2 separate regions of the Homo sapiens genome follow, and region 2 is linked to region 1. A link is an interaction called in ENCODE POLR2A ChIA-PET data of the cell type or tissue named here. Cell type or tissue: A673. All regions are shown on one strand.

Region 1 (4,000 bases):
GTTGCCAGGGGTTGGGGCCAGGGGCCAGGGGAGGGTTGTGGCTATAAAGGGGTAATAAAAAGGAATCTTAGGATGTTATAGATGAGTATCTTGACTATGGAAATGGGCTACACATATGATAAAACTACAAAAAGCTACATACAGACATACACCCAAGTGCATGTATACTGGTGAAATGTGAATAAACTCTATGGATTGTACCAATGTCAATTGTTTGGTTTTGATACTATGCTATAGATAAGATGTTAGATGTTAACACTGGAGAAGTTGGGGTAAGGATAAACAAAGTTTCCCTGTACATTTATTTGCAATCTCCTGTGAATTCCTAATTACTTCAAAACAAAATGAAATTTAAAAAAAAGCTTTTTTTGAGCAGTGAGGGTTAGGAGTAGAGAAACAGTACTGGGGCTGTGATAATTTAGGAATATCTGGCAAAAACAAAGACAGAAACTCTGAGGGCCCTGCCCTCAACCTCATAGAATTACCATGGATAAATCTTTGACAAAGATGAGTTCACTCCAAACTTAAAAGAACATATGATGATTTCCAATTTCATCCATGTCCCTACAAAGGACATGAACTCATCATTTTTTATGGCTGCATAGTATTCCATGGTGTATATGTACCACATTTTCTTAATCCAGTCTATCACTGTTGGACATTTGGGTTGGTTCCAAGTCTTTGCTATTGTGAATAGTGCCGCAATAAACATACGTGTGCATGTGTCTTTATAGCAGCATGATTTATAGTCCTTTGGGTATATACCCAGTAATGGGATGGCTGGGTCAAATGGTATTTCTAGTTCTAGATCCCTGAGGAATTGCCACACTGACTTCCACAAGGGTTGAACTAGTTTACAGTCCCACCAACAGTGTAAAAGTGTTCCTATTTCTCCACATCCTCTCCAGCACCTGTTGTTTCCTGACTTTTTAATGATTGCCATTCTGACTGGTGTGAGATGGCATCTCATTGTGGTTTTGATTTGCATTTCTCTGATGGCCAGTGATGCATCATTCTCAGTAAACTATCGCAAGAACAAAAAATCAAACACTGCATATTCTCACTCATAGGTGGGAATTGAACAATGAGAACACATGGACACAGGAAGGGGAACATCACACTCTGGGGACTGTTGTGGGGTGGAGGGAGGGGGGAGGGATAGCATTAGGAGATATACCTAATGCTAAATGACGAGTTAATGGGTGCAGCACACCAGCATGACACATGTATACATATGTAACTAACCTGCACATTGTGCACATGTACCCTAAAACTTAAAGTATAATAATAATAAAATAATAAATAAATAAATAAACAAATAAATAAAAAAGAAAAAAAAGAACATATGACAAACTAACCCACCCAAAGACAGAATCAAAAGGCACTTCCCCAAGATTTAAAAAACAAACAAAAACACAAAGAATACAAATGTAACAGGCTTTTGAGACCTAAAAGAATTACAGCATGATTCTACGGGTATTTTAATAATCAAAATAGCTGTGAAAAATATTTTAATAATTAAAGACCAGGAAGAAAAAATTTAAAACATTTTTACAGACTACAAAAAGGCTACATATAACATCTAGGAAAGAATGGATTAACCATCAGATTAGATGCAGCTAAGAAAAAATTGGTAAACTAGAAGGTAAGCCTGAGAATATGACCTAGAGGCGAAACAGATAAAGAGATGAAAAATTTGAAAGTTAAGAATGAAAGAAGATACAATGAGGAGATTTAATCTGTCTAAAACTATATGTTGTTTAGAGTTACATTTAAAAAAAAATTAAGCCTGAAAGGATGGAAAAAGATATATCAAACAAATACTAACCAAAAGACAGCTGCCAGCAAAACAATCTTCAAGAAAAATACAGGCTGAATGCCCTTTATCTGAAATGCTTGGGACCACAGGTGTTTTGGATTTTGGAATATTTGCATTATATTGGTTCAGCATCCCTAATCTGAAAAATTGGAAATCCAAAATGCTCCAATAAGCATTTCCTCTGAATGTTATGTCAGCTCTCAAAAAGTCTGGATTTTATCAGTTGCTAGTGGCTATAGAAAAAACAAAAAACAAAAACAAAAAAAATTACATTAAAAAGTTTTAGATTTTGGAGCATTTCAGATTAGGGATGCTCAACCTGAACCTGGCATAAACAGTCATTCTATAATGAATAAAGAAAGAAATAACTCAATTTACGTGTACCTAATAGCAAAGCTTCAAATATTCAAATAAAAAAATGATCAAACTATAAGTAGAAATCAACAAATCTACAAATTCCACAATCACAGTGGAAGACTGAACTCACCTCTCTGTAATGACAGAACAAACAGACTAAGAAAAATTACATGTAGATTTGAAAGTGTAGTTAAAACAAACTTTATCTTAGAGAAACATTTTGCATTCAACCATTACAAATGCAACTCCTTTGAAAGCATATGCAGAACACTTATAAAAACAGACCACTGAGCCACAAAATAAGAGTTAACAAATACATATCCCAAAGAACTGACTTTCAACAGAGTATTTTCTGACAACTAAAATGGGGGGAGAGAACTTAATCCTTAACACAATAAAAAGTATCTGCAAAAAATCTACAAACACCATACTTAGTAATAAAATGCCAGCAACAATCCTTTAAAATCTGAAACAAAGCAAAGCCCCTTCTACTTATATATATATATTTTTTTTTTTTTTTTTTTTTTTTTTTTTTTGAGACGGAGTCTCACTCTTTCGCCCAAGCTGGACTGCAGTGGCGCTATCCCGGCTCACTGCAAGCTCCGCCTCTTGGGTTCATGCCATTCTCCTGCCTCAGCCTCCCGAGTAGCTGGGATTACAGGCGCCCACCACCACGCCCGGCTAATTTTTTTGTATTTTTAGTAGAGACGGGGTTTCACTGTGTTAGCCAGGATGGTCTCGATCTCCTGACCTCGTGATCCGCCCGCCTCGGCCTCCCAAAGTGCTGGGATTACAGGCGTGAGCCACCGCGCCCGGCCCCTTCTACTTATATTTAACACTGTATTGATAAAGATGCTCAGAAGGTTACTGACAGAAAATTAATAATCAGAAAAGAAGAGCCAAATCAGTGTGTTCCTAGGAACATCTGTTAAGAGAATCTAATTAGATCAAGAAAATACAGCAACATCATTTAAATGTAAGATTAATACACAAATGCCAATTACCATTTCCAGGTACCAACAAAGCATTAGAAAATGCAATGTTTTAAAAGACACCATTTAGTGACATATGTACACAGTTATTCACTAAAGCACTGTTTGAAAGAGATAAAGATTGGAAAACCAAAATACCCAGTAATGCAGCACTTGCTGACTTTATGGTATATTCTACAATAGAGAACAAGTACCAAAAGAAGAAAATAGCTGTTTACCACAAAGAAAGACATGAAAGATATTTTTACTAGTTGAAAATAGTAGGATATAAAACAGTACATAGTTTTTTCCAGTGTTTTTAAAAATTAGTTTTGTAAAACCAGAGGGGAAAACAAATGGATATATATTTGCTTGTGTAAAATGTTTTTTGGGAAGAATACATACAAAGCTGGCAAAAGAGTGGTCAGGGTACAACGGAGGCTTTTCACTATATATCCTTTTATACATTCAAAATTTTGAACCATGTAAATACATAATTTACATCTTACAAAATGTAAAAGTACTATTTAAAATGGCAATAAAAAATAGAGGATACACAGGAAAAAATGTAAAAAATATTAATGAGAAATATTATAAATTGATTAAGTTGATGCATTGAAATAAAAATCCAACAGTTTTTTTATGAAATTAAAAACTGTTTTCTAAAATTGATATGAAAAAGTAAAAGGTCAAGAAAAGACAAGGCAGCTCAAAGAAGCTAAAGGACCCTCAACACAAATATGAAGCTGTAATACTGACCAAGGATTGACTAACAGACCAATGGAAAGAATAAAAGTGATCAAAGTTCTGCAGCAGTGTTTGGGGAGAGGGGAGAAAAGCAGGTGGAGGTAAA
Region 2 (4,000 bases), 65 kb after region 1:
GTCACAGGTAAACAGAGATAATATCTTCTAAAACATGCCTTACTGGTGAATTTATAACAGCTGTGAGATCTGTTGGCTAGAATTGTACCTCTTCTGCAGAGTGAACGAATATGATCCTACTCACACAGTGAAGTTTTCATAGTACAATCAACCTCAGAAGATACAGTACAAAATGTTTACTTTATAAAAGTTACTTACAAAAATTGCTTCAAAATTTAGTAACTCAAAGTTGTTAACCATCAACTGGTTAACTGAAAAAGAGTTATGCTAAAGAAAATGGAAAAATAAAATTGGGTGAAAATTTTCATAGCAGAAATTATGTTTCATAAGTTTAAGGGACAACAGCAGTTATGTTCCAAAAATCAGGTTGAGAAAAATGAATGATATTTTAGTATTTTCTTTGCCTGACAGAAGTCAAAACAATCTGATCAAGCATATTTATTTTCCAGTAACACAAAAACAAAACAAAACAAAACTCAATGTTGATAGAAACAACTTTCAAAACAGGACAGACTGTAGAACTAGAAAAAGTCGAGGTGTTTCTATAATCTATACTACACTGACATAAAATTCAAAGGTGTTAAAAGTAATTATCAGACTATTTTACCATTATTAGTAATAACAAAAAAGGCAAATTGTAAAAATATTTTTATTTTATTTTACGTTTAAGCTCTGTTAGATTTGATGTAAACATAAAAATATTTTTTAAGGGCCAGGCACAGTGGCTCGTGCCTGTAATCCCAGCACTTTGGGAGGCCGAGGCGGGCGGATCATGAGGTCAGGAGATCGAGACCATCCTGGCTAACATGGCAAAACTCCGTCTCTACTAAAAATACAAAAAAAAAAAAAAAATTAGCTGGGCATGGTGGCGGGCGCCTGTAGTCCCAGCTACTCTGGAGGCTGAGGCAGGAGAATAGCATGAACCCAGGAGGCAGAGCTTGCAGTGAGCCGAGATCACACCACCGCACTCCAGCCTGGGCGACAAAGCGAGACTCCATCTCAAAAAAAACAAAAAAACTCTCTCTATATATATATATGTATGTAAATAAAACATTCAAAAACTGAAACTATAGTAAAAATCTAATCCAATGACATAATTGGGTAATTCAACTAGATTTGCAAGTATCAGATAATGACAGTATATTATGACATTAGAAAACAATATTAAATTCTAGACCAAGATACAATCCAGAGCATACACTACTGTGGGAAGAGGGTAGAAACTGCCTCATAAGGGGAAGGAAAAAAAACACCATACTATATCCCGCTTTATACAAACTAAATATTAGTTGAAATCTTATCAATCATCAAAAGTTACTAGAATGAACCACAGCAGCTAAAAAAGTTTCATTTAGTCTCTATAAAGATCACAAATCTTTAATGTGGTTTCAAAGTAAAGACATATCACTTTAAAGGAAATTAAATCGTGGTAGTACCTAATTGAAACAGCAATAAAAAATTATAAACAGTGTTTGGTTCAATGAGGTACTTCAGGTCACACTTTTAAAAGAATCCAAAGACTAAGAACAACATTTGATAAATAAAAGATGGTGCATCAAGGAAGGAAAATATGAAATAATATATGGTGATTTTAAATTGGAAAATCTATATTTTTATCAATATAAAATGTAATAATTCTTTTGATATAATAGCAATTAATTTTTAGTGATTTTAAAAACAGAATTACTTCACAGTAATTATAAATTTAAGAACCAGTGGAGAGCATCACATAAACAATAATTTGCTGCAACACAAAATCAATTAAATATTAATTGTTCTCCAAGTAAGGAACTACACACCAATTCTACATACTGGTGTTAGCATTATAAGATAATCTTTGATTTAATTTTTCTTAGACTCATTCTCAGCTGAAATGTGAACATACGGAGGAGAAGCTGGTAAAATTTCCTATGTCTATTTGATTTACTGAGCACGAAAAAACTGAAAGCTAAGAGAAGTGGAGCTGAGAAAGATCTAGAAAATGTAGAGCTTTGAGAAAAACTTTTTTAACAATATATATCCAAGCATGATTCAATAATAAGTAAATGTATCACAATGTATAAGAAGTTTGAGAAAAACATAAAGTTTCATTATATATTGCTACATTAATATACAAATATAGAGTAATCCTCAACCAATAATTCAATTTTTAAAACATTTCTTAATAAACAAAATTGAATAGGTTCCAAAATTTCCTTATTTGCTAGTTATGTAGAACTTAGAAAACAGGCACAACCATCCCACCACACTGCCTCAAGTGGACTAACACTAATTTTTTATTTTTCCCTCCACTGTCACTGGAAATGAGTTAGTTCTGCCCCCAACATCTCTACTACCCCCAACATGCCTCCACTCCCAGCTCAGTCTCCTTCAAAAAATTCAATGGTAATGGTTTCCAGTTAGGACGACAGGCTATTTATTATCGTACTTATTATACTTAAAACATTGGTCATCTATCATCTCCTTTCTTTTTACTTTTTGAGGGTTCCAGGTATTAACTCTACAGTTTCTTTTTCTGGTCTGTCCTCTGTTGCCTGATTCGCACTACTCTCCTCCCTTGACCTATTGCTTTGCTGGTCTGAGAGCTTCTCTCCAATCCTAGACTCCCTAAGGCAAACTTTGAAGATTTCGCCGGGCGCGGTGGCTCACGCCTGTAATCCCAGCACTTTGGGAGGCCGAGGCGGGCGGATCACGAAGTCAGGAGATCGAGACCATGCTGGCTAACATGGTGAAACCCTGTCTCTACTAAAAATACAAAAACAAAATTAGCCGGGCGTGGTGGCAGGCGCCTGTAGTCCCAGCTACTCGGGAGGCTGAGGCGGGAGAATGGCGTGAACCCGGGAGGCGGAGCTTGCAGTGAGCCGAGATTGCGCCACTGCACTCCAGCCTGGGTGACAGAGTGAGACTCCGCCTCAAAAAAAAAAAAAAAAAAAAAAAAACTTTGAAGATTTCAAGGGTTGGACTTGCTATGAAAGACAATCAAGTGAAGACTAATGATCCACCTCCTCACCTCCCTCACCCTACGCCCATATTCTTTCCACAGAGACAAAATTGCTTTTACCAGTGACATCAAGAACTATTCAAGATTCACCTACATAGTAATTATCCCAGGAATTTCACTTGCAGCTACTACTGTACTGAGTCTCCCAATTTAGCGAAGAAATGAAATTAAGTAAAAATGTGGCCAAGCGCAGTGACTCACGCCTGTAATCCCAGCACTTTGGGAGGCCAAGGCAGGCGGATCACGAGGTCAAGAGATTGAGACCATCCTGGCCAACAGATCGAGACCATCCTGGCCAACATGGTGAAACCCCGTCTCTACTAAAAATACAAAAATTAGCTGGGTGTGGCGGTGCACGCCTGTAATCCCAGCTACTCGGGAAGCTGAGGCAGGAGAATCGCTTGAACCCGGGAGGTGGAGGTTGCAGTGAGCCGAGATCGCGCCACTGCACTCCAACCTGGCAACAGAGGGAGACTCCGTCTCAAAAAAAAAAAAAAAAAAGATGTACTCTACTTTTTCTCAGACTCCAAGAGTACCATACTTTGTCCTAAAGTAATACAGCATCTGAGTATGCGGTCTGGGTTACAGCAAGGTCCTGGACTGAACATTTAAAACAAGAATAATGACAACAATAATACACACACACATATTCTTAATAAAATGTTCTTTAATGTGATATATATATGTGTGTGTGTAAAACGTCTGGTGAAAAAAGAAAAAAGCAGAAACTGAAGATTTCTAACTGAAAAAATTCTTCTGATCATCCATGTAAAAACTTCCACAAGTAGTCAACAATAAAATGTTACTTAAATATTACTAATGAGACATTCATGAATTTGAATAAACAAAATGCTTCATGCTTGTAAAGAACACAATATATAACTTTAAAAATCCCATTTATCTAAAAATATACACACTATCTACAATACAGCAGAAAAACATTTCCTTTTTCATATATTAAAACTAAATGTTACCAACTAATGTGACAATTAGAATTTT

What was found. ChIA-PET counts read pairs that join two places held together with the same protein. Peaks named below come from ENCODE experiments on the same cell type or tissue, not always from the same donor. Only the 100,000 strongest peaks of a DNase experiment are listed, where the experiment ranks them.
Region 2: POLR2A ChIA-PET joins it to region 1 with 6 read pairs; 2 of 35 experiments call an interaction of 5 or more read pairs at or near these places.

What each region holds. Positions count from the first base shown.
Region 1 is chr13:45,980,733-45,984,732 of GRCh38, forward strand. The region is part of intron 10 of ZC3H13 (zinc finger CCCH-type containing 13); the gene reads right to left. Among named protein-coding and RNA genes, the nearest start is that of ZC3H13, 70 kb to the right of the region's middle. In A673, no CTCF peak of the experiment used is centred here; no DNase peak of the experiment used is centred here; H3K27ac peaks cover 163 bases.
Region 2 is chr13:46,045,667-46,049,666 of GRCh38, forward strand. All of the region lies in intron 1 of ZC3H13 (zinc finger CCCH-type containing 13), which reads right to left. Among named protein-coding and RNA genes, the nearest start is that of ZC3H13, 5.1 kb to the right of the region's middle. In A673, a CTCF peak has its summit at 2,229; a DNase peak (open chromatin) is centred at 2,265; H3K4me3 peaks cover 3,786 bases; H3K27ac peaks cover 4,000 bases.